Linked DNA regions of Homo sapiens: region 2 is linked to region 1. Evidence: chromatin loops called from intact Hi-C (ENCODE). Cell type or tissue: heart right ventricle. All regions are shown on one strand. Each heading gives the region's core, and the rest is flanking DNA. Links, peaks and the distances in the headings are about the cores only.

Evidence for each region. Peaks named below come from ENCODE experiments on the same cell type or tissue, not always from the same donor. Only the 100,000 strongest peaks of a DNase experiment are listed, where the experiment ranks them.
Region 2: a loop joins it to region 1, with 2.5 times the contacts of the local background. A loop is called at or near these places in 17 of 110 quality-filtered maps.

Annotation. Positions count from the first base shown.
Region 1 is chr10:109,891,593-109,908,088 of GRCh38, forward strand. XPNPEP1 (X-prolyl aminopeptidase 1) reads right to left here. Exons shown (of 21, transcript NM_020383.4): 3 at 16,099-16,223; 4 at 1,420-1,483; 5 at 130-234. Among named protein-coding and RNA genes, the nearest start is that of XPNPEP1, 24 kb to the right of the region's middle. RefSeq lists an enhancer at 537-596. In heart right ventricle, for the core only: no CTCF peak of the experiment used is centred there; DNase peaks (open chromatin) are centred at 744, 3,089, 3,769 and 4,029; H3K27ac peaks cover 5,000 bases.
Region 2 is chr10:110,084,786-110,101,281 of GRCh38, forward strand. ADD3 (adducin 3) reads left to right here. Exons shown (of 15, transcript NM_016824.5): 2 at 15,840-16,063. The coding sequence starts at 15,869. Among named protein-coding and RNA genes, the nearest start is that of ADD3-AS1, 85 kb to the left of the region's middle. RefSeq lists an enhancer at 1,975-2,124. In heart right ventricle, for the core only: no CTCF peak of the experiment used is centred there; no DNase peak of the experiment used is centred there; H3K27ac peaks cover 410 bases.

The DNA of each region.
Region 1 (16,496 bases), core at 1-5,000:
AGTTTTCCTTGGATTCTCAAAAGGGTCCATGACTGCATAAAAGGATTAAGATCCAGGAGTCCTGAGGACCTCTAGGATCCCTGCCCAGATCAGGCCAACTAAGTTTGGGCTAGCCATGCCTGTACCCACCCATCTTCATAAGTGTCCAGTTGCTGTCCATTTGCTTGGCAGCCTGGAGAAAGTAGCGCCCGTCAGTCCACATGGCTGCATGCTCTTCTGTGATGATGGCTGTGCCTGAAGCAGGGGAGAAAAAAAAAAGAAGAAGAAAGGTTTCTAACAACTGCTCAGAAGCTGCACAAAATGACAGTAGACAGGCAAGAGCAGTAAGAGGCATCAGCTCCTAGTGGGGCAGATGGGTCCTTGACTCCAAAGAAACCTCTGGGCAAGAGAAGACCACACTACTGAAAACAAGCTGTGTGTCAAGCTCTGAAAGAACAGTCCTGAGACCCAAGCTACCTGGCACTGGTCCCTGCACAAAAAGGACTCCACTTGCACAGTATGAGTCAAGAACAGAGAATGGAGAACTGTAGACCTATGGCCAAAGTGGTCTCGTATAATCAACAAGACACAGGGAGGGATGGTTCCTGCTCAGCAATTACAGCCACTCCTCTGCTCCACCAGACACCCCAGGGGAGCTGTTTCACCTTTCCTGGAGAAAGACCAAGTGGGCCCTATGAGTGTTCCTGCTGTGGTCACTAGCAGGAAGCTTATGCCTCCTACCTTTATCTGCCCTCCGTTCCCACAGGCCTGGCAGAACTTGGGGTTTTGGCAGAGGTGTCAGCCAAAGCCAATCCTAATGCGCCAACCAACACAAGCACTTACGCCAAAGGAAGCAGCATGCTAACCATGAGGGGAGGGGAGCTCCCACCTTGTCCAGCTTGCTTTAGAGAACAAACCTGAAGTGGGGAGTCCACCCTAAAACTCAAAGGCATAATGGTTTTGAGGAACACCAATGCAGCTTAGAGTTAACCTTTGTTATTTAAGCCAAGAGTGAAAACAGAAACCAAAAGCCAAGCACTTGGGAGAATTATCTGGGACCAATAAGCTAAGAGAGGAGGTTCTGAAACTATATTAAAGTCTCATTTCTTATTTGGGGTGCTAGTAACACAGGTATATTCAGTTTAATTGATAGAACTTTTATATGTATGTTATATTCAATAAAAAGTTCAAAAACTTTTTAAAAATAAAAATTGTTAAAACTTTGAAGCAAAGATACAGAGAGGAATAAAAAGGGTTACTGAAAGGTGACCTTGGGGAGCAGGGAAAGACTGGGAACCCACACCTTTCTGCAGAGAGTCAATGTGGAGCATCTGGTTTGCATTTTCTTTTTGCTTCTATATCACAGGCTGAAACTCGGTTCAGTTATTTTTAGGAGGCGAACAAAGGTGCAGCAAGAACAGAGAAAAAGTAGTGACTCACCCGCAGAGCCATCGAATCCAGAGACAAAAGCCCGCCGACAGTCACATGGAGCAATATACTCACTCTGGAAAACAAAGATGACAACAAAGTGGGCCTCGATCAGTCATGAGCAGACTGTTCTGCCTGCTTAGCCTTGTGCTAGGCTCAGCGGGGACTATGAAGACTGGGGAATCCTTGGCCCCCGCCCTCAAGAAGCCAACAGTCTAGCTGAAAACAACAGATTAGCACACACTGCAGAAGATTGAATTAATTAAGGGCAGAGAGAGCTGTTCCCTTTAGCCTCTATTTCCTCATTAGGAGAACCAAAGCACATCAGGAGAAACAGATAAAAACTGCTCTTTCTTCACTGAGATCTTACTCAAAAATCAAACCAATAATAGCCTTCTCCCCTCCTTGCCACTGACATTTAGGCATCTGTTATTTTTCTGAAAAGTAAGGCTGAATTTCTGTGTTAAGCACCAACAATTCCCTAACTTAAGTTTCTGTAGATACTGACTTGTTTCCAAACTTCCTGTTTGGGTCCTCCTCTGAGGTAGCATCACCAATCTCTCCCATGCAGACCCTGTCCCTTCCTGCTACAGAGTGAGCGGAAACGCTTCATCCAATCCAGGAGGCTTCAGCAAAATAAAATGTCATGTCCAAAACCAAGGTCTTCTCAGCTGATAATCCCCTTGCCTCTGTATGGAAGGGGTTAGGGAGTGAAGAAAGTAAGAAATTCTTACGCGTGGGCAAAGGGTACAAGTCAAAGTGTGCAACTTCTGGTAATAGCCAGTGAGGCACAGAGAGTTTAAGTAACTTGCCCCAAATCACACAGCTAATTAAGTAGCAGAGGCAGGATTTGAACCTAAGCAGTCAACTCCAGAGTCTGGACTCTGAAGCCCTATGCCAGGCTGCCAATGCATGACACTTTATCTCTCGCCCTCATCACTCTCTAGGATAAGACCAATAGCAAATGAGAAAACTGAGGTTCAAAGAGAGAATCTTTAAGTAAGCTGCCCACTTACAAGTTAATAGTAGGTCAGGATCCAAAGCCAGGCCTGCCTGAGTACAGAGCTGCTGCTCCTTCTGCAGTTACCAGGATTCTCCCAAGCCAAAGGACCTGGCAAGGTTAAGAAAGTTTAGGGTGGGGAATGGGGCTGCTGGCCAGACCCAAGGCATTTTTAGGACAGTCAACATGATGTAGGGGGAAAAGGCCCTCATGTTCCTTTCCTGCTATATGGTTAAGAACTACCCCTTTCAGCCAGGCACAGTGGCTCATGCCTGTAATCCTAGCACTTTGGGCGGCTGAGGTGGGAGGACTGCTTGAGCCCAGGAACTCGAGACCAGCCTGGGAGCATGGTGAAACCTCATGTCTACAAAAAATACAATAATTAGCCAGGCATGGTGGCACGTGCCTGTAGTCCCAGCTATTTAGGAGGCTGAGGTGGGAGGATAATCTGAGCCCGGGAGGTTGAGGCTGCACAGTGAGGCATGATTGTGCCACTGTATTCCAGCCTAGGCAACAGAGTGAGACCTTGTCTCAAAAAATTAAAACAAAAATTAAAAAAAAAAAAAAAAAGGACTGCCTCTTTCACCAAGGCACCGGCAATCACAGCCTCAAACCAGCCTCCAGGGAGATACTAGAAGGGCCAGCATAGAGAACCACAATGGCAGGATAAAGCAGCTCTGGGCCACCTGCCCACTAGCCCAGGCCCAGCTGCATAGTCTGCAACAAGTCCTGGCAGCTCTCTCAGCCTCATTTCCTCATCTCTAAGACAGGTCATTTCAGATTGCTAAATGCAACAGCAAGCACGTTTTATTCCTAAAGCATAAAGAACATTCGGTCAACAGCACTAAGGAAATAGAAAGAAATGGCCACCAGCATCGTTTAGGAACTGCAGAATCCTCACTTGTTTATTAACCGAGTAATTACTGTGTGCAAGACTTTTTATTAAAAAGTAACAACGGGGGGAAGGGTGGCCCACACATCTCCTAGGACTCTTGTGAGAAACAGTAAGTTAATGTCTTTCAAAACTCACCAGAAACTTGAAAGTGCTGCACATATGCAATGGAAGAGATATTATTAATCTCTTCTTCCTAAACAGTGAGAAGACATCTAAGGGGCTGGGAAAACTAAGTTAAAAATAACTCTTGTGCTAAAAATCACTGCGCACAATGGGGAATACACAGTGAGGGCACTCTCCACCAACATGACGCCACAGGCTTGGGGCTCTTCCACCCGTGACACAGGGTGAAGATACTGGCAAAGACTGGCAGAGAATGCAGTGCAGGTCTGAGCCCGGCTGGACTCTTCCATTCAGGGACATAGTACTCTAGGGATGCCCCACCCCTTTCTGGGCAAGCTTGGGAGAGATGGAAGATCCGCAGGGTTTACCTAGACTTCTCCATCAGCAAAGGCAAGGAAAGAGTTCCTCCAAAGGGAGGTGGAATTAACAGCAAATGGACATGTTTAGTTTGGGATGGAGACAAGGTCTGGGGTAAGAATGTCCAGACATGACCTAAGTGGTCAACATTCCAGAAAGACATTGCTAAGCAAGGCTGGCCACAGCCTCACCTCCACACTGACAGGCTATGCAGAAGCCAGACAAGCACTGGGCCCAGGGCTGTCACTCTCCTTCTCCCAGGCATGAAGCTGGCAACGCCCAGGGGCGGTCTCCTTAGAACACAGCATAGGGCCTAAAATAAACCAAAGCTGTAGCATGCTAGGAAAAAGGCACAAAGAAGCACAGCTGCTGGCTTTTTCTCAAAACCACCCACTTCTCTCCATTTCTAATAGCAGCACTCAGTCCAAGCCTCCATCATCTCTACCTGGACTACCGCCCCTACAATCCACTCTGCACATACACTCAGAGTGAGCTTTTCCAAATATCTAAGATCATGTTAGCAACCTCCTTAAAACCCTCCAATGGCTTCCTATTATATTTAAGATAAAATCCAAACTCTGGCCCAGTCAAGGTACCAGCTGATCTGACTTTGCCAGTCCTCTTGCAGCTCTGCTCCCATTCACCATGCTCCAGACACACCCACCTCCTTTCTGCTCTTTGCATATCCTGAGCTCATTCCTGCCTCAAGGCCTTGGCACATGTGCTTCCTTGTGCCTATAAAAGTATTTCTGATCATGGTATGGCTAGGTCCTTCTCATCATTACATTTGAGATCAAATATCACCTCTACAGAGAGGCCTACCTGTACTACCCAGCTATAATAGCCACCTGGCCACTTTTAAGTCTCTGTATAGCACACACATACTCTAGATATTTGTCTTTTTTTTTTTTTTTTTCTTTTGGAGACAGGATCGCCTTCTGTTACCCTAGCTAGAGTGTGGTGACACAATTATGGCTCATTGTATCCTTGACCTGTCAGGTTCAAGCAATCCTCCCACCTCAATCTTCTCAATAGCTGGGACTACAGCAGGCACACACCTTTTTTTTTTTTTTTTTTGTAGAAACGGGGTTTTACCACGTTGCCAGGCTGGCCTTGAACTTCTGGGCTCAAGTGATCAGCCTGCCTCAGCCTCCCAAAGTGCTAGGATTACAGGCAAGAGCCACCATGCTGGGCAATGTTTCTCTTCTTAATGAACTTTTTATATGTTTATTGTCTTGTTCCTCAACCCCCATCTTAACCCCAAGCATATAAGTTCCATGAGATCAGGGTATCTGTCCTGTCCCTGCACTCAGCACAGGTGACTAGATCCTCAACCCACATTTGTATTATAAATGAACAAGCAGAAAGAGACATGAAGCTTTTCCCTACATCCAGTTAAAACCTCAACCATATCTACGAAGATGGACGAAGGGACCATGAGCCAAGGAATGCAGGTGGCCTCCAGAAACTGGAAAAGGCAAGGAAATGGACTCTCCCTGGAGCCTGCAGAAGTAACATAGCCCTGCTGACCCATTTTAGACTTCAGACTTCCAGAACCATAAGAGAATAAATTTGTTTTAAGTCACTGTGGTAATTTGTTATAGCAGTGATAGGAAACTAATACATTATCTAATGGGGAAAAGATCGTAAGGGATTATAAATGGGGTTTCAAATTCAAATACCTCAGGGTACAGGACAAAGGATATCTTTTCTAAAGACAGCAGCTCCTACTCAGCTCTGATTTCTGAAATGCAGGCCACATGTTGCTAACCTTCAATATTTCAGAAGAAGCCAGAAATATGGGTTCATGAGAAATTACCCAATTTTTAAATGTTGGCATCTAATTCCAACAATATAAACAATACATAGCCAAATAAAGCATCTGTAAACTACAAAAAAAAAAAAAGCTAGTCATCTCTCAAAAATCTGGTTCAAGTGCTCCCTTTTCCATGAAGCTTCCTGACCCACTTCAGCTTTCAGAGGCTCCCACATTTCTGAATTTTACAGGACCATCCATGTTGGCACTTATCCATACCCTACCTTGGATAATGCTGACAAATAATGTTAGCTAAGATTATTTAGTCTGTATTGTTTATTATTGTCTCAACACCTACTAGTCAATAACTGTATTCATTTCCTCTCATTCTAATCCTCACAGCAGCCCTGGAAGGTATCATCCCTCGCTAATCTACAGATGAAAAAAATGAAGCTTAGAGAAATAACTAACTTCCCCAAGGTAACACCACAGTAAATGGCAGAACCAAGATCTGAACTCAGGTCTGACTTTTTTTTTTTTTAAGATGGGGTCTTGCTTTGTCGCCTGGGCTGGAGTGCAGTGGCGCAATCTAGGCTCACTACAACCTCCACCTCCCAGGTTCACGCGATTCTCATGCCTCAGTCTCCCAAGTAGCTGGGATTACAGGCGCCCACCACCACACCCAGCTAATTTTGGTATTTTTAGTAGAGACAGGGTTTTGCCATGTTGGTCAGGCTGGTCTCGAACTCCTGACCTCAAGTGATCCGCCTGCCTCGACCTCCCAAAGTGCTGGGATTATGGACATGAGCCACTGCACCCAGCCTCAGGTCTGACTTTCGAAAGCCCATACCCTTGCAAGCTGCCAAGCAACCTCTTCTACTTTTGTACAGAAGTTGTACACATCTAGTCTCACAATTGGATTATAAATTCTGAGGGAACAAGGAATACGAGGTGTATGCTGCACTTACCTCTACTTTCATCAGCCACAGAATAGACATCTCCTACAACCAGCAGTTAGAACTCTGTTCAAGCCTGGTTCCCCACTTACTAGCTGGGTGAACCTGGGGCTCAACTTCCTCATCTGTAAAATGGGGATGAACATAATGCCCACCTTGAAGGGTTGAGGTGTGACATAAAGCAATTAGCGCATGCCGAACATCTGATGAACTGCAGCACTTATTGCTATGAACTGCACCGAGCTTGACTCTATAGCAAACATAAGAAACTATCTTCTCGAAGTGGACAATCGGCAATAGTAGACAGATATTCCATGAAATATTAACACTAATAAACAGCCATATAAACGATGCTGAACATGCAGTGTGGTATTTGCTATAGTTTAAAGGATGCTCAGATGTGCCTTAGATCCATCAGACCAAGCTCAGAGGTTTGACTGGGCCACCAAGGATAGGCGAAGAGAGCAGGAAAACAGTCCAGAGGGAAAGGTGTGACAAGGCCCAGAAGCAAGAGGCAAGAGGCCTGTCATGAGGCGACACCCAATTAGCCTAATGGCAGGGGCAAGAAGTTCAAGGGAGCAGCTGCAGAGATTTCTGTAAAGGCCGTCTGAAGACAAATAGTCAAAGACCTCAAACACCAGACTAAGAGGCTTGAACTTTATCCTGCAAGTTCTAGAGAGACACTAAAAGTTGAAGAGAGGGTGGTGACATGACCAGAGCTGGGTTTTAAGAAGAGGGATCAACATGGCTGGTCACATGCCGATGGAACTTGCCAAGTAAAGCTGACAGCTGACTGCCAAGATAAGCATGACTAAAGTTACTAGAGTCCACATTAGCGTGACATCTTTCCCCTTCCCTGACCCTCTTCTCCCATCAGCCATGAGCTTGGCACTGTGCCTCAAATATACAAGGTTCTCAAGAAAATTGAAACTGAATGAATAAATGGCCATCGGTCCACAGGAAGTACCAAAAGTTAGACTGTGAATGGAGATGTGGACTCCTTGTTTCCAAATATAAGTTATTGGCATTTTTTTCTCTCCTAAATGAAACCAAGTCAGGGTATGTGGGAAAAACTGACAGTTGTCCAAAGATTTGTGCTCCTTCCTTAGTGTAGAAGAGTCACTGGAAAGTAGCTGCCCAGCCAGGCCTTCATTCCCATGCCTCATTACATTGAGGTGAGGTCACATGACTTATTCTTACCAATGAAATGTGGGTGAGAGGTGATACCTGGGTCGGGGCTCTAACAAATGAGTGTGCCCTGTCCATACTCTGTCCCCTTCCACCAGCTAAAATGGTGGTACTATGGGATGGAAGAGCCTAGATCCCTGAATCACTTTCCCTCAAGGTAGAGGGAAGTCCCCCACCAACCAGGAACACCCACTCTATACTGCTACATGAAATAAGAAATAAGGCTTTACAATACCAGGCCACTGAAACTTCGAGATGTGTTACCACAGCTAGCATTATTCTAACACAACAGATAAAATCACTGTGGGATAAAAATCATTAACCCCACCCCAAGAGAAAGCCTGTTTATGAAATACAAAACAAAACAGGAAGCTGACTCCAGGAGAATGGAGTAGGGTCCAAAGAGTTTAGGAAAATCTGAATCATGTCTTCCAGGAGGAGGAACCACAAACAAAGCCAAAAATTCACATTGGCAGAGTCAGTCCCTGACAAAACATCACCCTTTGACTAAGCCAAGCCCAACAACATAATATGGGGTCTACGGATGAGGAGGATGAGGAATCAAGATTTCTAAAAGGCAGTGCTGGCACAGCTCTGACTCCAACCAAGGATTCTCCTGCTTTGAGGCAAGTGGTGCCCACGAATCCCAATATACGACTAGGATGGTACATGAAAGTATCCAGATTACCAGAGAGAACAGACGATTCCTTGCTATAAAAGTCCCCCAGGGCCCAAGCTCATTAATACAACAACCCTAATACCACAACCCTTGCTCTGAGTTTAAAAAGAAGAAACCCTTAGAGTTGCAGAGGACAGAGAGAAGCAGACCACTGCAGTGCCAAGTCCTTGCGTAATTATGCATTTGAGGTACGTTTTCTCTCTTGCAGGGAACAGCGTGTGGGTGTGTATATTTGTGTTTTGGAAAGTACACAAAGGACAGAATTCAAGATTCCCCTTCACTTCTCCAACACCCTCCCCTCCCCAGCCGTAGGAGAAACTCCATCAACCCAGAATCTACCCTGAAATGAAACAATTAGGAACAAGAGCCACAGGGAACAGCAGCCTCTCTATTACTGAGGAGGCTACTATGGCAGGTCACACATGAAGCCAGCCCTTCCTTCTTGTTCTCACAATCACAGCAAGGATCCAGAGTCCCACTTAACAGAGTCGCCCCAACTATGTGGCTCTTCTCCACAGGAACTAAAACAAGGAACCCATTTCCTTCTGTTGATGGCACCACAAACACTCCCAGGCTTCAAACCTTCCCAATCCCCTCTACCACCTGCCTGCAAGGTCCACATTTAATCCAGGTTGTACTACTTCTCCAAATCCTACCCCTCCTCTCCGCTCCTAACCCCAGTACCCAAGTCCAGGCCCTCTTTACCCCAACTCTGAGATCCTGCAAGGCCTAACAGGTTTCTCAATTCCCAGAGTCTCCTTTCTCCAACCCATACTAAACACTGCTCCCTCTGATCATGTCACTCTAAAATCCTGATTCTGGTGGTCAAGGACAACCATGACCAGTCAGGGGTAATTCATGGATGGTCTTAACCAGGCCACTGTTCTCCCTTCTTCAAGCTTATTGTCATGCATGTTCTCCTAATTCCATAGATACCCATGGTATTTCTTACCATTTGATCCAGCCATCCTATTACTGGGTATATACCCAAAGGATTATAAATCATGCTGCTATAAAGACACATGCACACATATGTTTATTGCGGCACTATTCACAATAGCAAAGACTTGGAACCAACCCAAATGTCCATCAGTGATAGACTGGATTCAGAAAATGTGGCACATATACACCATGGAATTCTATGCAGCCATAAAAAAGGATGAGTTTATGTCCTTTGTAGGGACATGGATGAAGCTGGAAACCATCATTCTGAGCAAACTATCGCAAGGACAGAAAACCAAACACCGCATGTTCTCACTCACAGGTGGCAACTGAACAATGGAACATCACACACTGGGGCCTGTCATGGGGTGGGGGGAGGGGGGAGGGATAGCATTAGGAGATATACCTAATGTAAATGATGAGTTAATGGGTGCAGCACACCAACATGGCACATGTATACATATGTTAACAAACCTGCACGTTGTGCTCATGTACCCTAGAACTTAAAGTATAATTTAAAAAAAGATTTCCATGGTATTTCTTGTACTTCTCTCCCTCTTTCCATGCATCCAAATTCTACCTGTTCACGTTCCAATTTAAATCCTACTTTCTCCATGAAGACTTCCCTGATCCTGCCAGCTTAAAATACTCTGTCACCTTTGAATTCAGTTCACACTTTAAGTAAACTTACATTACAGTTGCCACCAGCCACATGTGTCTAAGCACTTGAAATGTGGCTATTGTGACTGAGAAACAGAATACTTAATTTTATTTCACTTTAATAAATTGAAATACAAATTTAAAAACTGATATTCAAGATTCAGTTACTGGAAAACTTCTAAGTATGTTTAGAACAACTTGGGTACGTGAGTCCACCTTTTCAACTGTCAGTCTTATGAAATCTAAACACAGATCAAATATTTCCAATGAAAATTTCACATTCAAATTGCGAAGTTTTGTAAATGTAAAAACTTCCCATATTTGAAACCACAGCATAAAAAGGAATGTAAAGTATCTTCTTAATAATTTTTATAATGATGATGTGCTAAAATAATATTTTGGATATGTTGGATTAATATATTGTTAAAATTAATTTCACTGCTCTTTTACTTTAATGTGTCTATGAGAACATTGAATATTACATGTGTATCTCACAGATTCTACTTAGACAGTGCTAATGAGGTCCTTTCCCATGACATTCACCAGTTTCTTTTTGTGTTCTCATTTATGACTGTGGCTTACCTATTATTTAATCTCTTCAAAGGGAATCTCATTCATCTCCACAACAGTAATAACAACAATAGCGGCAGCTAATATGACGAGACTTTTCAAGTGACATCAAGCATTCAAGCAGCAAGCATTCAAGTGCTTCAAGCATTCACATCTACAGTATGAACCCATTTCATCCTAACAATAGCCCATGCGGTACATACCACACTGTCACAATCTCCTTTTTGCGAATGCAGAAACTGAGACCCAGAAAGTTTAATTGACACTTCAGAATTTCATGTAACTTGCCTGATGTCAAGCAACTAGTAAGTAGCAAATCTGGCATCTGAACCCAGAGAGGCTCTAGAGCTCATACGCTTACCTATATGCTAACTACCTGCCCTCTGCATTTGCCCCAGACCTAGCCCTGAGCAGCAGTCAGAAAACATGCAAACAAACAAAACACAATTTCTCCACGTATGTAAGACAGACAGCTAAGCTACAGCAATAGAAATGACAGTTAAGATTATAAAAGAAAGAGTGGAGAGGGGTGATGAAGATGGAAGGACAGCAAGAGTGCAAAAATGTAAGTCTGTGAAGTCTAAACAGTGACTTCTGCAATAAGAGCAACAGCTAACACCAAGCAAGCTTGATACATTTTGTATTTTCAGGATGTTGCTACAAAACACATCTGTCTCAGATTAGAGCCTCAGTTTCCTCATGGAGGGAAAAGCCATCTAATTCTGATATTGCAGGATCATTAGTAGGAGATAAAGAGCTGAGGGAAAGCCTGGAACATCCCCTGTGGCTTAGATGGCCTCACTGCCACTCCCAGAAGGAATTGCTTCGGGTGTAATAGGCCACACCTACTGTCAAAGATAGAACATTTTTAAGTATCAGTCAGGGTGTCCAAAAATCAGCTTTATGATGACCAAACAAACAAAAAAAGCTGGCAAAGGAACAGCACCCAGGACCAAGAACATCAAGATAAACTTGACTCAGCTATAAGATGTCGGTGTCTCCTACTAGTAAACACACAGATAATATCCTAACTCCAGGCAAAAGAAAACTGAAATTGAAATACAAACACTACAAAGCTTCCAACACACCCTTAACCAGAAACCTTCAACTCTTAATTCAAGTAACATTAGCAGGTCGAATCTTTCTGTACACTGAGGCCTCCCCTGGAGGTAAAGATTCACAAATAGTAGAGCTATTAGGAGTCTTCAGCTGAGGCTCCATGACGACCTGTGAGAACCCTTTCGGAGGAGGGCCCCAATTTCAGACAACTGTGCCAGGGGACTTACAGAACTGCCCAAACCAACTGCTACATAATCATCATGTGCTCCAGTTGCGGGAACCACCATCTGCTCAACACTAACAGGGTGACTGCAATCAAATCAGCCTAGGGCAACTGTCCAATGCTTGAAGGGCAGAAAATTAAAAATGCCACTGGTGAATCCAGCAGAGAATCCAGGTGACATGAAGCCCACATCCAAAGGCTGAGGCCTAGGACTGACAGGAAACAAGGAAGAGCTCATCAGAGGGGCCCAAAGAAAAGAAAAAACAAAATTCCTTGAAGACAAGGCAATGGTCTGCCCTTCTTAAATGGGGGAGTGCCCAGCTCCTCTGCTACCTACGACTCATACCATAACTCAGGCTCAAATCACAGTGGCCAGCCTACTTCCTCACCCAGTCCTTGGTCAAGATGATATTTTGCTTCATATGAAGTTGGTCAATCTTTTTTTTTTTTTTTTTGAGACAGGGTCTTGCTCTGTTGCCTAGGCTGGAGTGCAGTGGCGCAATCTCAGCTCACTGCAACCTCCACCTCCTGGGTTCAAGCGATTCTCCCACCACAGCCTCCCAAGTACTCAGGACTACAGCCATGAGCCACCACGCCCAGCTAATTTTTGTATTTTTTGGCAGAGATGGGGTTTCACATGTTGACCAGCCTGGTTTCGAACTCCTGACCTCAGGTGATCCACCTGCCTCAACCTTCCAAAATGCTCGGATTACAGGCGTGAGCCACCACACCCAGCCTGAAGTTGACCAATCTTATTTGTCTATTCTAATGAACACAAACGAACCTCACCAAGTCTATCCTTACCTTCCCACTGCCTACTAGATCTAACAGTTATGCACCCAGCCTCATGGCTTCCTCACATGCCACCACCCCGATTCCAGCTTGATATTCTACTTTTCCTATATTCTGCCAGGCTGAACAGCCAGTGAGCTGGTGCCTGAATACACCTCTCACTCTGACCTCTCCCTTCATCCACCTCTACATGCAAGACCCATCATCGGATGAAAAGTACTATCACAGAACAACATATAAAGGTATTCCATGAAACACTAGAGTCTCCCACCCCGCCCCTGAAATAACTGGGAAAATTCCATGGACATTTAAGTCTGAAAAATGCTGAATACTTTATCCCCTCCTTAGAGGTACAGAGTGCACATCAGCATATTAAAGGCCCTGAGAAGTCCTGCAGCTATGAAACTCATTGGGGCAAAGGACTTGAATAGACATTTTCTCCAAAGAAAATATACAAATGGGACCAAAAAGCATATGAAAAGATACTCAACATCACTAACCATCAGGTAATGCAAATCAAATCTACAATGAGCCATCACCTCACAACAAAACAAAAAATAGCAAGTGTTGGTGAGGAAGTGGAAGAACTGGAATGCTGTGTACCATTGGTGGGAATGCAAAATAGTACAGGTGCTGCAGAAAACAGTATGGAAGTTCCCCCAAAAATTAAAAATAGAAGGATCATATGATCTGGCAATCTCACTTGTGGGCATATATCCAAAAGAATGGAAAACAGGATCTCAAAAAGATACTTGCAAACCCATGTTCATTGCAACATTACTCACAATAGCCAAGAGGTGGAAAAAACTGAAATGACCATCCACAGATGAACAGGTTAAAAAAAAAAAGTCTCTAAATAAAATGGAATATTATTCAGCCTTATAAAAGAAAGAAATCCTGTCATATGTTACAACATGGATGAACCTTGGACACTATACTAAGTGAAATAAGCCAGTCACAAAAAGACAAATACTGCATGATTCCAATTACATGCGTTATCTAAAGCAGGCAAACTTTTTTTTTTGAGACGGAATCTCGCTCTGTCACCCAGGCTGGAGTACAGTGCTGCAATCTCGGCCGGCTCACTGTAACCTCCGCCTCTCAGGATCAAGCAAATTCTCCTGCTTCAGCCTCCTGAGCAGAGGGATTACAGGCACGTGCTACCAAGCCTGGCTAATTTTTATATTTTTAGTAGAGATGGGGTTTCACCATGTTGGTCAGGCTGGTCTCCAACTCCTGACCTCATGATCCGCCTGCCTCGGCCTCCCAAAGTGCTGGGATTACAGGCGTGAGCCACCGTGACTGGCCCAGCAAAATCTTAGAGAGAGAAAGTAGAATGGTGGTTGCCAGGGATAGGAGGGGAGGAGAGAGACTGGGAGGAGCTGTTTAATGGATATAAAGTTTCAGTTTTGCAAGACGAAAAAGTTCTAGAGATCTGTTGCACAACAATATGTGCATGTAGTTAACACTACAGTATTGTACATTTTTAAATGGTTAAAATAAATGTCATATTATACATTTTTCACCACAATAAAAAAACACTGTTCAGCTCATTTCACTATTTTCTCAACTAACAAATATATTTTTTGTAGAGCATCTTACAAGACACAACAGGAATACTGAAGAACACACACAGTTTGGGGAACACTGTTCTAAACATCAAAGTATCCTAAACTTCATACTGTTGCCTCAAATATCCGATCCCTTTGCTTATTCATTTCAAGCCCTTCATTTGCTCCTAAGGCCAGGAAATCCATGTCTCCAGGCAGAGATCCAATCTTGAGGTTGAGTTGTTCCCAGGTTAATACAGGCCTGACCTTGTCGCAACCATGTAGACCAGGACCTCTGGGGAGAGGCAGGAAGTCAGCCAGCCAGAATGGACATGTTTTGTGATCTTTGCTCAACTTACAGAAATACCCTTATCTACCACCCCCTCCATCATGGTGGACTGGTGGACCCCCATTACTCATGTCTGACATCACACAGACACACACACAGACACAGACACGCACACGTGCACACACACAGAGTAACCAGGACCATGCAGAACCAAGTTGCTACATATACCAATCAAGTTCTCATCCTGGACTTTGAATTTGGGGGATTAAGGTTCTAGTTCAATCTGGTATCTTGAAAGTAAGAGAGGAAAAGATATAAATGTAGGTGTTGTCAGGTTTATATGACCCAACCAGTTGGCTGAAAAAGAGAAACTGATATGCAGCAAGACCTGAAAACCCTCCCGTCCCAGTTCTTCTTGAGGGCCTGCTACATTCCTGCCCTCATGTTCCACAAGACACCCTATCTGAGGCCCTGACACACATAACTCTGAGAGCACCATTCACAATCTGGAGTTGTGCCAATATGGTGGCTCTGCCCTTGAATCCTTATAAAGCATTTTTATTGCTCAAGGTATCTCAAGGCAGTTTCTATTACCTGCAACTGAAGAATCCTGTAACAACAGCTTTATTTCCCACCACTGCTTTTTACTTCCCTGGTCTCTTGCCAGGGAAACCTGTCCCACTGTTTCTGAAGAGCATCCGAAGCTTCCCTGTTTCTTTGCCTTTGCTGCCACTAATACTTTTACCTAGAACCTCTTTCCTCCTCCTCCACCCCATCCCTCTATTTACCCAAACTCCACCCATCCTTCAAGGTCCAATTCAACTGTCTCCCCTGTGCCATGAAGCTCTTCATCATCTTCCCCTCTCACCCTCAAACTTCCACAGCCTTCTGTCCAGATTTTCTTGATCACACTTACCACATTTTACCTTACAATACAGGTATGTGCATGTACATCTAAACTCCATTATTAAGCTGTATGCTTCTTAAAACCAGGAACAATCCTCATCTCTATATCATGTCTAATACCTGAGATGGGTAGGGCCTTATACATAAGTAAAGGCTGGGAAAAACTGTACTTATAGATGATTCTGTGGAAGAATAGCACTCTTATATTATTTCATCTCTCACTAAACCATAAGCCTAGTGAGAGCAGACATTCAACCTTAAGTTCATCTTTGCACCCTACAGCACCATAACCACAGTGTAAGCACTCAAACACTTGCTGACTCAATGACTTCACAGTGGATCCTAGAATCCTTTTACCCTACCGCCCATCAACCCTATCACATGAGGTCTCTGCCTCTCCAACTCTCCTGGATTGGGCAAAAGAGAGACAGGGCAAACAATTCTGCTAGGAACACAGTGTGGCAGAGGAGATGTGGAGTATGCCAGCAACAGAAAGTTCCAGAACTTCTGTCCCTTAATTTGCCCACTAATTCTTCATTGAAAGATGGCTAAGTCACTGGAATCAAGGAAGCTAGGGCCAATCCACAAGCATTCAGTGAGACCTATTGGACACAGATCCCCATAGCAAGCCCTGGAAGGGCTTGGTTGTGGCCCTGGTTGTGGGTTGACAATTAGAATCCTACAAACACATTAGGGCTGGGGAAAAAAGACTGAAAAGAAAGGAGAGGCCCATTGCCATGCAGTACCTGATGAGCATCTCCCGATGGGATGATGTAGGCCTGGATCGGTTCGGTCACATACTCAGAGTTCCTCATGGCTTGTCTCAGCTGCCGAAGCAGCTCTGAAGTCACCTTTGGAGGCATTCTGCCGTCTGCAACAACAGGAGAGCAAATTTCAAAACCAGCCTGCCCCCAGCAATTCAACGTCCAGTTCGAAGTGGGCCACAGAGAGAAGTGCCTTCTACGTTCTGCCCCACTCCCAGTTAGGTCTTCAAATTGATCACTCCACCACCAGACCAAGACCAAAGCTGCCAGAAACACTAATGTTCACAGTTCTTAAATACTACCTCCAAATAGCCATTTGTGGCCAGAAAAGTTCAGCTACTAACCATTTCCAACTTGACTGGTTACCTCTTTCACTCCTA
Region 2 (16,496 bases), core at 7,400-12,399, 200 kb after region 1:
AATGTTGTTTCTCTACAATCCTAACAAACGTATGAAAGTTATTCTTTGTTGTTTTAAAGTCTGCATTTCTGTTGTTTTTGATAAACTTTCCTCCATAAATTAAATAGTTAATTAGTTTAATGTTTTCTCTTTTTCCTGAATTTGATATTAGACTTCTCAGGTCTTTTTCCAGATTTTCTCACTTTTTATTGAGAGTTCAGTTTCCAGCAGTGGACTGGAGACTTGGGTTGTTGTCTCTTTATCTTCTCATTATTTCCAGTTTCTTCATGTTAGAAATAATTTTAATTCCCCCCCATTTTTTGATATGAATTAGTTTGGTGTCATAAAATATCAATGTATACATACATTTTTAGAATTCTTGTTCATATCAACTAGGCCTACTTTTCAAAGCTAAATCCTGTTTTATCAGGAAAGAGCCTAGACCTCTTTAAATGCACCCACAAGCTTGCATGGCAGTTAATGTCCAACACAGTTCAAAATGAAATAATGGGGCATATATAATCTGGAGACCAGGATCTAGAGAACTTTTTCTAAAGTTCATAATTATAGTTTAGATTACACTTTGTTGAAGATTTAATTTGGTGAATACCCAGGGGATTTTACTGACTGGAATCCAGGTAAACAGTCAGGAGCAGATTCCCAGAAATGGGCAATAGGAATGAGTCCAGGTATGTGAACAGTCAATATGAGTGAGATTCAGTAGGTGTCAAACTGTAGCACATAGGCAGAGTTTAGGGACAGGGAATTTTTGGCAAAGGGTGGTAATTGGTAGAAGTCCAGATCCAATCAGTACCAGGGAGATCTGCATGGCATCGGAGATCTACTGCCATATGCAAAGATGTGAGCTATCAGGTGACCTCAGGGAACAGTGGCAAATGATAGAAGGGTCTAAGACTGAGACGTGGGCCCTAGGGTTCAGGCATAGACCTTCAATTGTAAAAGTATTTGAAGTTACCTGATAGAGAAACAAGAAAGTGAATTAGGCTGCTTGAGAGTGAGTGGAGTGGCTCAGAATTTAATGATTAAGAAACAGACTTGGGCCGGGCATGGTGGCTCACGCCTGTAATCCCAGCACTTTGGGAGGCCGAGGCAGGCAGATCACCTGAGGTCGGGAGTTCGAGTCCAGCCTGACCAACATGGAGAAACCCCTTCTCTACTAAAAATACAAAATTAGCTGGGCGTGGTGGTACAAGCCTGTAATCCCAGCTACTTGGACGGCTGAAGCACGAGAATCGCTTGAACCTGGGAGGCGGAAGTTGCAGTAAGCCGAGATCATGCCATCGCACTCCAGCCTGGGTGACAAAGAGCGAAACTCCGTCTCAGAAACAGAAAGAAAAAGAAAAAGGCTGGGCGCAGTATCTCACGCCTGTAATTCTAGCACTTTGGGAGGCCGAGGTGGGCGGATCATGAGGTCAGGAGGTCAAGACCATCCTGGCCAACAGGGTGAAACCTCATCTCTACTAAATATACAAAAATTACCTGGGCATGGTGGCACGTGCCTGTAGTCCCAGCTACTCAGGAGGCTGAGGCAGGAGAATCACTTGAACCCAGAAGGTAGAGGTTGCAGTGAGCCGAGATCATGCCACTGCACTCCAGCCTGGGGACAGAGTGAGACTCCATCCTCAAAACAACAACAACAAAAAACAGGCTTGATATGGTTTGGATTTGTGTCCCCACGCAAATCTCATATTAAATTGTGATTCCAAGTATTGGAGGTGGGGTCTGGCAGGAGTTGATTGGATCATGAGGGTGGTTTCTAATGGTTTAGTACCATCCCCCTAGTGCTATCTCATGATAGAGTTCTCACAAGATCTTGTTGGTTAAAAGTGTGTATGTAGCACTTCCTCCTTCGCTCGCTTGCTCTCCTGCCACCATGCAAAGATGTGCTTGCTTCCCCTTCACCTTTCTGCCATGATTGTAGGTTTCCTGAGGCCTCTCCAGCCAAGCTTCCTGTATAGCCTGTGGAACTGTGGTAAATTAAACCTCTTTATAGATTACTTAGTCTCAGGTAGTTCTTTACATCAGTGTCAGAACATCAGAGTGGGAACAACTGCAAGACTGACTTGATGCTGAGAGATACTAAACTAGTTTCTTAGGGTTTCCCATAATCCAAGGGTCCCAGAGCCTGGCATGAACCTGCAAGATGTGGGTTCAGTGGTCTCCAATGTGAGCAGAATAGCAGAAATGCAGCATGTATGTACACATGGCAAGAAACCCACTCGCTTTAGAAAGTGGCTTTTATTTTTTTTTTATTTTTTTGAGACTGAGTCTGGCTTTGTCACCCAGGCTGGAGTGCAGTGGCACGCCATCTCAGCTCACTGCAACCTCTGCCTCCCAGGTTCCAGCAATTCTCCTGCCTCAGCTTTCCAAGTAGCTGGGATTACAGGCGCCCACCACCACGCCCAGCTAATTTTTGTATTTTTAGTAGGGATGGAGTTTAGTAGAGATGTTGGCCAGGCTGGTCTTGAATTCCTGATCTCAAGTGATCCACCTGCCTTGGCCCCTCAAATTGCTGGGATTACAGGCATGAGCTACCATGCCTGGTCCTGAGCAAGTGGCTTTTAAGTCCATCCTTGCTTAAGTGAAAATATATTCCGTAGTATTTTATGATTTAGTAACTGCTTTAACAGTGTTTCCGCTATGATGGAAGCAGTAGAGCCTGCTGCATCTTTAATTTGTGGTTGGCCTTCATTATGAATCTTCAGTTTTACAAAGAAATTTTTGTTCATCTGATGTGACAAGAATGTTCATATTTTTCTTGCTTTAGATTTCCTTGGAAACACTGACTGACAGGGTAGTTGGCAAAGGTCATGCCATTGTGGAAAACCAGAATGTTGCATTGTACTTATGTATATCAGATGTCTTGTTCAGGTTAGTGTTTTGACGATTTGTTATTTCTGAAGAGCTGACATTGATTCTGCAAAGGTGTGCTATCTATTCACACTGTTGATGGTAAAATGCTTTCAAAAATAGATATTAGGATGGAAATTCCTTTGGAACAGTATATGTGTTAGTTTCCTAGAACTGCTATATAACAAAGTACTGCAATCCCGGTGGCTAAAAACAACAGATCTATTCTCTTACAGTTCCGGAGGCCAGAGGTCCAAAATCAAGGTGTTGGCAGGATTGGTTCATTCTGAGGGGTCTGAGGGAAAAATCTATTCCATGCCCCTCCCCGGGCTTCTCATGGTTCCCAGCTTGGTCCCTAGGCTTGTGCTGCATCGGTTCAATCTCTGCCCTGTCATCATAGGGCTTTTTTCTTCCTTTGTGTCTTTTTTGTTACTTGGTGTCCAAATCTCTCTCACTTTCCTCTTATAAAGATACTAGTCGTTGGATTTAGGACTCACCCTAATCCAGTATGATCTCAACTTAATTTGATCTACAAACCCTATTTTCAAATAGGCCACACTGTGAGCTTCTGGGGACATGAATTTTTAGGGAAGACACTATTCAACCACTATAGTACAGTAGTATGGCTGAATGTCAATCTTTAGATCTAAAAGATGATACATTTGAAAAAGCAAGTTTTTGACAAATCCGTTTTGAGAAACAGATTTCTGAAATTGATAAAAATCTCTTTTTGTGAACTTGCACTTAAAACCATCAACCAATTGCTAAAGTGGCAGGTTATAACCAAAAAGTATTTTTGCAAGTAGTTTTCAAGTACCATTATCTGTGCTTAATAAGATGCATTTTCATGGCACAATATTAGGCGTTTCATAAACAAAACAGATCAAGTTGTGATGATCTTGAAATGTTCCTTAGCAGCCAAAATCGGAAGGCAGAAACTCCTCCTTCAAATCCAACTGCTTTGCAGTTGCAGTGTGTTGAGTTGCCTACAGTTTTTGGATTGACTTTTGCAGCTGTATTTTTTATAAGTTATGAAAGCCAAAAGTCTTTAGCTTGAATATCTGAAATAGTAGATCAAAATGAACTCTTGGTAATTATACCCTGTGGTTCTTTAATATTTTTTTGTGTATTTTCCTCCAATTTTTAAAATAAGGAACTTTGTCTCATTTTTTTGTGCCTTTCCATCCCTCCCTTTCCCCCACCGTGGCACGTCACAATGACTGTATTAGGAATGGAACACAGAAACATAGTCCATGGTAACAAATCAGTTTCCTAGACTAGCCTTTTCAATGCATATTTATTTTGCAGACTCAGCTCATTTTTAATAATAAGCTTTGTTGGATTATTTGCATTTCTTCAGTTAAAATCTAATTTCAGCTTGTGAAATAGGTAGATGTAAGATTGGAATTTGGGGAAGTTAAATTTCCTATATTATTTGTATTTGAATATTCATTTGAGAAAAGGTCCACTGAGATTTGTAGAGTGGGTATGCAGTAAAGTATGAAGTATGTGAGAGTTGATGTTTCTTTAAAAAATAAAAATAAAAAAAAAGCTTTTTGCCTAGAAAGACTACCAAATAAGAATCAAAGACTTACGGTATCTCCTGAAATTGAGAGCAATGAATGTTTATTTAAAAATAATAATTTCTAGTGATTCCTCTTTTTAAAACCTCTCATTTATCATGAGCTGTCAAGCTCTGGATAGTTTCCTGGATCTCAATTTTAAAATTTTCTCTAATAGCAGGGAACTCAACAGAAACTAAATGTCTGAGACGCACATCTAAGTAATCAATCCACTAGTCTCTGTCAGCTTTCTCTAAGGAAGGGGTTGGGATGTGGGGTGGGGAACCCTTCTTTTGTTTCTCAACCATTTTCCAAAACTCCACATTGAAGACAAATGGTGACTAAGGGAATATATATAGAATGTTCATTATATTTTGTAGAAAGGAGAGTAAAGGCTCACCAAGGCTGTGTGTCTTTGGGTTCTGTAAGATACTTGAGGGATTGCCTTTCTGTGGTTGATTGTTTTACTCATTTCATAGGAATATATATATATGTACACACACATATGTATATATGATATATGTTTATAATATATATGATATATATATAAAATCAGTTTCATATTTACTTTTCCAAATGGTTTATGTTGGGAACAATTCAAGTTAATGTTAGATAATGATTAATGATTGAGTTTGGACTTGAAGAAATACTTTCTCTGAACTTTCTGTACATGTTTTCAACTTTGTAACCCTGCCCCTTGTATGGCCATTGTAATTGGTAAATTTGACCTAATTATAATAAAGATTTTTATTTCAAGTTACCAGTGAATGTTATTTTCACCTCTACCAATGTCTAAGCAAGTAACTGCCTCTCTTCCTCTCCCAACCCCCACCATCACCTCAAGTACAGAAATCTGTTTGCCTCACTGTTCCTTGTAACAGGTAACGTAGATCAATAAAATATCCTTCGTCGTTAGTGACACAGAGGTTAGACTGATCCTCAGCATTGTCCAACTCTGTCTTTAGTCTTTGAATCACCCTGTTGAATGATTATGTTGATATAACAAGCACCTACTTGACTTTTTTTTTTTTTTTTTTTGGCAGACAGAGTCTTGCTCTGTCGCCCAGGCTGGAGTGCAGTGGCGTGATCTCAGCTCACTGCAACCTTCACCTCCCGGGTTCAAGCGATTCTCATGCTTTGGCCTCCCAAGTAGCTAGGACTATAGGCATGTATCACCACGCCCAGCTAATGTTTTGTATTTTTAGTAGAGGTGGGGTTTCACCATGTTGCCAAGGCTTGTCTTGAACTCCTAAGCTCAGGCAGTCCGCCTACCTTGGCCTTCCAAAGTGCTGGGATTACAGGTGTGAGCCACCATGCCCAGCCCCTACTTGACATTTTTTTACTTACTGTTCTGCACCTACATTATGAACAATGTGTGTGTTATGACTACATCTAACTGCTTTGTTCCAATTGTACAATCACAAGGAGACTCATGTTTGCCAAGAGTTTATATTAATTCATATTATATTTTTATTTGTAAAACAAAATTTGAAACTGAAACACCCTCTTAGCTGTGGCCTCCAATTGACACATATTTTATCTTTTTTAAATGACTGCTTAGTCAGACATCAACTTCCATTAAGTACAGAACATTTAGTACCGCAGTGGGTTGCTGTTACTATTTTATTTTATTTTGTTATTGTTGTGGGGGTTTTTTCCCTTGACTTTAAGTTGGATTTTAAACTAAGGCTCAGTCCTAACTTTTACTAAACAACTATAGATTTATTATTTCCTGGACTTTATATTGAGGTTTAGAATTTAGTTTTATTTTAAAGATAACAAGTCATTTCAAAAGAACAAAAACGGGGTTCAGGAATTTAAGAATAATACGGATCAATCTGACAATTCCAGCAGTAGGCCAGAGAGGTAGGTAGGTTTCCACATGTGTAGGTTTGATAGCCATGGAAGACTTTGTGCAAATTTTATTGCTACTTTTAGAATATTTACTATTTCCACTTTGGTATTGAGTATTGTGATCATATAATATTTTCATCCCCCCTCCCCCAAATAAAGTCAGTGATCTAATGGCTGGATATATCTTTAGGAAATGATAGTCCTTTGAGCCATCTCATATTTTTTGGCTAACTCCACCATGCCTGTTAAGATCTATAACCATGAGTAATTTCCTTATTTGTGAGAAGAACCTTTGGTAATCTGAGACAAATTTATTAAACCTCAGTTTTTATACTACAAGACTACAGTAACTAAAACAGCCTGGTACTGGTTCAAAAACAGACACATAGACCAATGGAACAGGTTAGAGAACCCAGAAATAAAGCCACACACATACAACCATCTGATCTTTGACAAAGTCAACAATAACAAGCAACGGGGAAAGGATTCCCTATTCAATAAATGGTGCTGGGATAATTGACTAGCCATCATATGCAGAAGATTGAAACTGGACCTTTTCCTTTCACCATATACAAAATTCAACTCAAGATGGATCAAAGACTTACATGTGAGACCTAAAACTATAAACTCTAGGAGAAAACCTGGATTTCACGATGAAGTCTCCAAAAGCAATTGCAAAAAAACAAAAATAAACTAGTATGACATAATTAAAGAGCCTTCTGCACGGCAAAAGAAACTATCAACGTAGAAAACAGACAACCTGCAGAATGGTAGAAAATATTTACAAACTATGCATCCAACAAAGGTGTAATATCCAGAGTTTATGAGGAACTTAACCCAACAGGTAAACAACCCCTTAAGAAAATAGTCTCAAAGGACATGAACATCCACTTCTCAGAAGACATACACACAAGTCAACATGCATATGGAAAAATGCTCAACATCACTAATCATCAGAGAAGTGCAGATCAAAACCACAGGGAGATACCTTCTCATACCAGTCAGGATGACTGTTATTAAAATGTCAGAAAATAACAGATGTTGGCGAGGTTGTGGAGAAAACGGAACACTTATACACTGCTGTCCAGCCACTGTGGAAAGCAGGAGGTTTCTCACAGAATTTAAAACAGAACTACCATTCAACCCAGCAATCCCATTTACTGGGTGTATACCCAAAGGAATATAAATTATTCTACCAAAAAGACACAAGCGCAAATATGTTCATTGCAGCACTATCCACAATAGCAAAGACATGGAATCAATCACCTAGATGTCCATAACAGTGGTCTGAATGAAGAAAATTTGGTACATATATACCTTCGAATACTATGCAACCATAAAAAAAACATGAAATCATGTCCTTTGCAGCAACATGGATGCAGCTGGAGGCTATTACCCTAAGCAAATTAACACAGGAACAGAAAACCAAATACTGCATGTTCTCACCTATAATGGTAACTAAACATTGAATACACATGGACACAAAGGTGGGAACAATAGACACCCGGTCTACTTGAGTGGGGAAGGTAGCAGGAGGGTGAAGGCGGAAAAACTGCCTATCAGGTCCTCTGCTCACTTACTTGGCTTATGAAATCATTTGTACTCCAAACCCCAATGCCGTACAATTTACCTATGTAACAGACCTGCACATGTACCCCCTGAACCTAACATAAAAGGGGTGGGGAAACATTATGTTGTATACTTTAAATAAATATAATTTTATTTTTTAAACTGAAAAAAAAAACCCCTCAGTTTTCTTATCTATAAAGTTGGGGATACTGGTCGCCTTTTCATAGAGTTGTGAAGGATTTTTCTTGGAGGCTGGAGAGACAGAGTCTCACTCTGTCACCCATGCTGGAGTGCAGTGGTGCAATCTTGGCTTATTGCAACCTCCACCTCCTGGGTTCAAGCAATTCTCTTGCCCCAGCCTCTGAGTAGCTAGGATTACAGACACATGCCACCATGCCCAGCTAATTTTTACATTTTTAGTAGAGATGGGGTTTCACCATATTTGCCAGGCTGGTCTCCAACTCCTGACCTCAAGTAATCCGCCCACCTTGGCCTCCCAAAGTGCTGGTATTACCAGCGTGAGCCACCACACCTGGCCAGAGTTGTAAAGGATATTAAATGAGAAAATCTGTATAGAGCATAGTACCTGGAATTCTGTGATTGCTTTAAAATGTTTCATTAAATTACTGCTTTTGTAGTTTAGACATGTTTATGTATACATGCATTTCTATTTAGTATCTATATTAGACCAATTTCTATTACCACTTATTTCAGTTGGTGTATTATACTTGTCTTAACTCTTTAGGTCCCAACAGGATATTTTTCTGAGGTTTGTTTTGTTTCATAATACAGCCCTCAACTCTTTTAATATGATGCTAAATTATATTAAAGTGAAACTTAAATACAATTTATTATTACCCAGAGCACAGTCAATGTCATTTTGTTAATAGCTTCTAATTAAGTCATAGTGGTCATCTGTCAGGTAAAGAGTTAAGACTTCCTATATACTGATCAATAGCCAACGTAGTCTCCTTTTCAGATGGACTTGAGTCAATTTAGTGGTCCGTACCTTGCATGTAGTTCCTTTTTGTTTGGAACTCAAAGTTGTGTGGAATGTTCCATGACATTTTATTATACCATTTATCTGCCTGCTCATTGAGCTTCTTCATCTGCCCATCTCCTAATACTCTTTGTCTTTATGCATCTTATTTATATGTTTTGCTAAGTACTGATGGCAAAGATACTAAGTGTCTTTATGGTGTGTGGGTGTGTGTGTGTATGTATGAAAAATATATAGTTATGTGAATGTGGTCTTTCCCTGTATCTCAAAATCTTATTGTACTATATTCGCCTATTTTTGAACAGTGGTTGACCACAGGTAACTGAAACTGCAGTTAAGGAGGGGAACTACTGTATTGATAAAATGTTAGTGAGTACTTTTTAATATTTAATGATGTACTTAAAACTTGTCCCTTTGGTATTTAGGTCAAATAAACCACCATTATACAACTACCCCACTTGTACATCTATTTTTCTGTGCATGCTAGGCAAACGGACCATTAAGTCTATTACAAGCACTAGAATTTTAGTTCTTCTTAATAGCCTGTTCCTCTCAGTGGATGGTATTTATAAAATACATCCATAAACATGGCGTGATGGGTCTGTTTTCTTTCTTATATTTCATTGAAGGAGTAAATTTTGATTATGGGGCAATCTGGATGACATGGTAATGCTAATAAACATCATTATTATGATTTTATAATATGATATTTGAGCAATGTAACTTTAGAAAAGTCACTCAACACCACTGAGTATAGTTTCCTCTCATCTGTAAAAAGTGATCATTGAATCTAGTCTGAAATATTTCAAGAGAAGCTCATATAAAATCAATAGCCTTTTAGGAATAAGAGCCTAGTGCTTTGTGGGATAATTAAGTTTTTCTCCATTTGTGCACTTAGTGCCATCTGTATTACTCAGTGCTGCTCAATGCCAGGTTCATTTGGGTTTTTTCTCCCATTTTTCTTCATTTTTATCTATTTCTGCTTCAAGTTTTCAGATCTGTCAATTTCCATGTCAGTTGTATATAAAATTTTGGCTAGCATTTAAAAGCAGCTCATGTCTTTTAGAACTTAAAATGAAGAAAATTTCACTAGTGATCTAAGGATAGTAGCTTGTCATAGTTTGTGTAGGGTCTAAGTTGTTTTCTAGAACTTCAAATAACTTTAAAATTTCATAGTAACTTTCATCAAGAAAAACTGAAATAGCATTTGTTGTTTTGTTTTTTAACCAAATATGCTGCTTTGCGGTCTTGGCATATCTTTGATTATTCTTTGAAGTGTGGAAAAATAGGTCTGGTAGTTGAAAGTACAGCCATCTCTTTGCTTATTCTAAAGAAAGCTATTCAAACTGCCAAGAATTTTAAGTTTGGAAAGATTTTTTTGTAAGTAATAACTTCTTTTCAAAAGATTGTTTTTACTATTCCCAGCCTATAAATAATGCAAACCAGATTTATTTGGAAGGAGTTGTGATATAGTAAAGTAACTTAATTCAGCCCCCATTTATGGAGTTCTCGCCCATTGTGAGGACTACAAGAGAGTCCCCATTCCCAAGCTTGCAAGGTGGTCAGTAGCTTCTCAGGTTGGATTTTTAAAATAACAGTTTTATGGAGATAATTCACATACCATGCCATTTGGCCATATAAAGTATACAATTCAGTGGTTTTTAATATAGTCACAGAGTTGTACAACTATCACCACAATAATTTTAGAACATGTTCATCACTCCAAAAATAAATCTCATTGGCGGCCACTCCTCATTTTCCCATAGTGCCTGGCAGCCATTAATCTGTTTTCTACCTCTATAGATTTGTCTTTTCTAAACATTTCATATAAATGGAGTCATACAATATGTGGTCCTTGGTGACTAGCTTCTTTCACTTACAATGTTTTCAAGGTTCATCCATGCTGAAGCACATATCAGTATTCCATTTCCTTTTATTGCCATGTAATATTCCACTTTCTGGATTACCATATGACAAAATACTATACTTTGTGTTTGTCAGTTGATAGATGTTTGGGTTGTTTCTACTTTTTCCTGTTAATGAAAAAATATGCTATAATTTTATAATAGTCAAAGACGAGAAATAACCAGTTGTCTTTGAGTAGACAAATGATTAAACAAATAATGATACAGCCATACCATAGAATAGCATTCAACAGTAAAAAGGAACAAATTATTGATATGACAGCCTCCACAAATGTTCAGTAAATGATTGAGTGAAAAAAGCCAATCCCCAAAGGTTTTATATGTTGCATATTTTCATTTGTATAATATTCTTTAAATGACAATTATAGCAATAGAGAATGGATTAGTGGTTGCTGCTGATTAAGGAGGGAGTGGAAATGGGCATTGCTATTAAAGGGCAGCATGCGGAGTACTTCTGGTGATGGAAATAATCTCCTTCTTGACTATATTACTGTCAGTGTGCTGGTTGTGATACTGTAATATAGTTTTGCAATGTGTTGCCATTGGGAGAAACTGGGGAAAAGGGCATAAGGGATGTCTGTGTTATTTATTATAGATTATTATATAAAAATATTTTTTTGGAAAAAAACAATACTCAGTTGGCTCTTTCAGCATTCTACCTAGAAATCTTAGTGAGCTCCACATTCGTTAAGCATGTTTTCTAGTTTTCAAGTTAACACATTCTTGTTAGTTTGTGCTCTCATTATGCAACATAACCCTCTCTCCAGTCTCCAGTAGCAGTCTCCTCACTGCCTTGTCAGCCTCCACTAATAGCCTCCCCACTGCCTAGGCCCCAGAGCTAATGCCAGGTTTTCAGTTTTTGTTATTACAGCACCAGTAACACCAGTTTTCACTTTAGTTATCTGTTGCTGTGTGAAAAACAGAAACAACAACAAAAACAAAGCTTTGTGTGTTTAACAATTTATTATTTCTCATGATTCTGTATGTTGACTGAGTAGCACCTTACCTGCTTTTACCTGGACTCATTCATGTTGCGATAGTTAGCTGGGGGGGGTCTGCTGGGAACCTGGCTTACTGGGGACAGCTGGGCCTCTTTCTCCTCATTTTTCATTATGGGCTTCTTCATGGTGTGGCAGCTGCACGACCCTCAAAGTGTATAATGTCACTTCAGCCACATTGTTTTAGTCAAAGCAAATCACAAGTCCAAACCAGATTTAAGGGATAGGAAAATAGTCTCTACTTCTTAGTGGAAAAAGTAGATCGCAGGGAAGCATGGAAGAATTCTTGAGGCCGTCTTTGAAAAACGATGTACCACAGAGCCCAAATCAGGAGTCCAGCTCATCTAGAGGCATCTAACAGGTAACTCAGGTGGAAAGGGCTCTACAAGTGGACCTGAATACAAGCAACCCAGATTGTAAGATAGGCAAGAATGGCACTAGCAGTGCTGGTGAGCTCAGAATTGAACATAGGGGTATTTTTCTCAGTCTGTGAACACTTTGGGTTAATTTGATAATGAACAGCTTTACAAAATACATGGTATGAGCATATGTCAGATACTGTTTAAGTATATTAACAGTTATACAATGTTACTACCTCTGTTACTTTGAGTTTTGAGGGTTCTTATATTAATCTAAGTGGATTGGGAATATAGCTTTCATATGTATGACTGTTTTTGTTTAATAGCTCAGGTATTGTTTGGGGGTTTTCTTTTTGTAAGTGTGTTTTGTATCCTATCTTACCTGTGAGCAAACTTTTAAAAATTCTTTGGTGAGGAAAGAACATGGTATACTATAAAATTCAGGAGGGCCCTGAAAATTGTGGTATTAATATTTTCCTTTGACTGTGTTGAGATTGGATTTGTCTTATATTGGATTAATGTTTATGTATATATTTTGGATTTTTTGTGCTTTGTTTTGAAATTATTTCAGACTTACAAAAGAGTTGGCAAAAATAGTGAAAGAATTCCTGTTTGTCCTTTACCCAGATTCCCTAAATGATAATATCTTCCATAACCATGTTGTAATTATCAGTTTCAGGAAATTAACATTGATGTAAATACTATTATCAAATTTACAGATTCTATTTAAATTTCACCAATTGTCTCACTGATGTCCTTTTCCTGGTCTAGGATCTGATCCAAGATTACATGTTGCATTTAATTGTCACGTCTTAGTCTCCTTTGTCTTCTTTAATCTGGAACAGTTCCTTACAGTTCCTTAGTCTTTGTTTTTCTTTTTTTTTTTTTTTGAGATAGAGTCTCGCTCTGTCACCCAGGCTGGAGTGCAGTGGTGTGATCTCGGCTCACTGCAAGCTCCACCTCCCAGGTTCACACCATTCTCCTGCCTCAGCCTCCTGAGTAGCTGGGACTACAGGCGCCTGCCACCACGCCTGGCTAATTTTTTTGTATTTTTAATAGAGACAGAGTTTCACCGTGTTGGCCAGGATGGTCTCGATCTCCTGACCTCATGATCTGGCCGCCTTGGCCTCCCAAAGTGCTGGGATTACAGGCATAAGCTACCGCGCCCAGCCTAGTCTTTATTTTTCATGACCTTGACATGATTGAAGAGTACTGGCCAGTTGTTTTGTACAATGATCCTCAATTTAAGGCAGTCAATTGATTTGATTCAGAGGAGCCTGGTCTTCTGTAGTTCTGCTTTGAAATGGTTGAATATACTGAAACATTGCAGAAATATTATTCTTATCTATGAATAATAATCCTAGGAGTTGGATGGCTAAGGGACTGGATAGAAATGTAATGATTGGGAGTATTTTTAAGTGGCTCTGTGTTTAGAGTATCTGTTTTATAGGTACTTATTTTCAAAAATCCTCCCCCAAAAATGTGCTTTCAGATGTATAATTCATAGAATCATAAACAGCCCTTTGTAATATCCTCAGAGAGCTTGAAAATGTTTTTATCTTTCTGCAGTGCTGACATTGATGTGTTTTAAATGGGTAGACATTGTGCTATTTGCAAAGCCTTCTATCTAAACTAAGCAGATAGTTGTAACATTTTATCTGTGACTGGCTAAAGTTCTTTTAACACCCATATTTCTTAAAGCAAATTGTGAACTATTTTCATGAATACAGAATTTTTTTTTTTTTGAGATGGAGTCTCACTCTGTTGCCCAGGCTGCAGTGCAATGGCGTGATCTCAGCTCACTGCAACCTCCGCCTCCCAGGTTCAAGCAATTTTCCTGCCTCAGCCTCCCGAGTAGCTGTGATTACAGGCACCTACCACCACGCCCAACTAATTTTTTGTATTTTCAGTAAAGGCGGGGTTTCACTATGTTGGCCAGGCTGGTCTCGAACTCCTGACCTCGTGATCTGCCCCCTTGGCCTCCCAAAGTGCTGCGATTATGGGCATGAGCCACTGTGCCGGCCTGAATACAGAAACTTTTTTGCCTCACTCCATCGCCCAGACTGGAATGCAGTGGTGTGATCATGGCTCACTGCAGCCTCAACCTCCTGGGCTCAAGGAATCCTCCCACCTCCACCTCCTGAGTAGCTAGGACTACAGGTGCATGCCAACACGCCTGGCTTTTTTTTTTTTTTTTAATTTATTTTGTAGAGACAGGGTTTCACTATGTTGCCCAGGTTGATCTGGAACTCCTGGGCTCAAGTGATCCTCCCACCTCAATCTCCCAACATGCTGGGATTATAAGCATGAGCCACCACGCCCAGCTTAAACTCTATTTAAAAAAAAAAAATACAAAAATGTGATTTACTGTAAGTACTATTTTTAAAATATTAATATGTAAAGAAATATGTAATAAGCTACAATATTTCTTCAAAAAAATCAATCTTACTCTCCTCTCTAGCATATATTCATTCTCAATTAACATTTCCTACCCCTTCTCCCTTCCGTTTCCTTCCTGACCATAACTTAGAGTTTCTAGGGCATTGTTTTTCAAGTTGTGGGTCACAACCCATTAGTGGATCATCAATCAATTTGACTAGCGTGTATTAAAATGAAGTAGATTAAAATAGAAAATATCGGAATATACCACATAGTAAGGGAAAGTATGTCATTAATTTATCTCAGTTATGTATCTTATATATTTGTATGTGAATACAATATAAAATGTTTGAAAGCCACCATTCTGGAGTGTTTCATCTATTTGTGTCTTGAACCTAATGTTTTTTAAACATGCATGTTGGATAGTTGTTGCATAAATATTTGCATAAGATTTTTAAAACTAGAATTCTGTATATACATGATACCTTGTTTCTATTCTGCATGGCCAAAGGCTACATCAGAGGGAAACCCTTAGTGTTCACAAGTTTTATAACTACTTTTTAAAAATTCGTTCTTTGCAGCACTTTAAAAGAATGTTGTTTAAGACTATTTTTTCCCTAATGTAATTCATACTGGTTTGTACTAGTTCCTATTACTCTGAAATACTTAGAAAGTATGACTTTGCATATGTGGTATTAAAAGTAGGAGTTGGGGGCCAGGCACAGAGGCTCATGCCTGTAATCTTATCACTTTGGGAGGCCAAGGCAGGAGGATCACTTCAGCCCAGCTGGGCACAGTGGCTCATGCCTATAATCCCAATGCTTTGGGAGGCCGAGGTGGGCAGACCATGAGATCAGTAGTTCCAGACCAGCATGGTCAATATGGTGAAACCCCATCTCTACTTAAAAAAATACAAAAATTAGCTGGGCATGGTGGCACGCGCCTGTAGTCCCAACTACTCGGGAGGCTGAGGCAGGAGAATCTCTTGAACCCAGGAGGTGGAGGTTGCATTGAGCCAAGATCACGTCACTGCACTCCAGCCTGGGTGACACAGTGAGACTCCATCTCAAAAAAAAAAAAAAAAAAAGGCAGTTGATGACATTAACGTAATTTAATTGAACCATGAGTTTCTGTTAGCTCTGAAAATATCAATTACAAATCGAGCATTATAATCTAAGATCTTTTTATATGAATAAAAAATTGTTCTAATATTTTTGAGAAGCTACTTTTTAAAGTGCACCTGTTAACTCTGAGGGCAAAATGTAAAAGTTCTGCTTGACCCATGTAAATTTTGAATTTAATGAATTTATCATGGATGTCCTTCTTTGTGTTTATTAATGCAGATAACAAGAGTAATCCACAGACTTAAAACATGAGCTCAGATGCCAGCCAAGGCGTGATTACCACTCCTCCTCCTCCCAGCATGCCTCACAAAGAGAGATATTTTGACCGCATCAATGAAAATGACCCAGAATACATTAGGGAGAGGAACATGTCTCCTGATCTACGACAAGACTTCAACATGATGGAGCAGAGGAAACGAGTTACTCAGATCCTGCAAAGTCCTGTGAGTTGAATTAGAAGGCTGTAATTTTTCTCCCTCTTTGGAAATGTTAGTATAATAAGGTAGAAGTTTTCTCAAACTACCCTCAGGTTAAAAGAGGGGTGGAGGAGGAGTGGTGACCAGTTGCTTCCAGTCTTTCAAAGGAGAAATGGACATCTAATTTGTGTATTTGATTTGCAGAGCCTTAATGACAACCTAGTATTGTGTTTGGTGGTTTAAATTTTGTGTGTTTTCTGGGTATAGCACTTTATTAAAGGAGGATACCCAATTCAGACTGAATATGTAAAGAAAAGAAAGGCATGACTCAAGTCATAGGAACCAATAAATAAGTTAGGTATATCCCATGCACGTATTTTCTTCTTCCTTTGGGTACCTTGACGCTCAGAGTGGCATGAGAAGACTTAAGGTTTTTGAGGAAGTCTGTGATTTGGCAGCC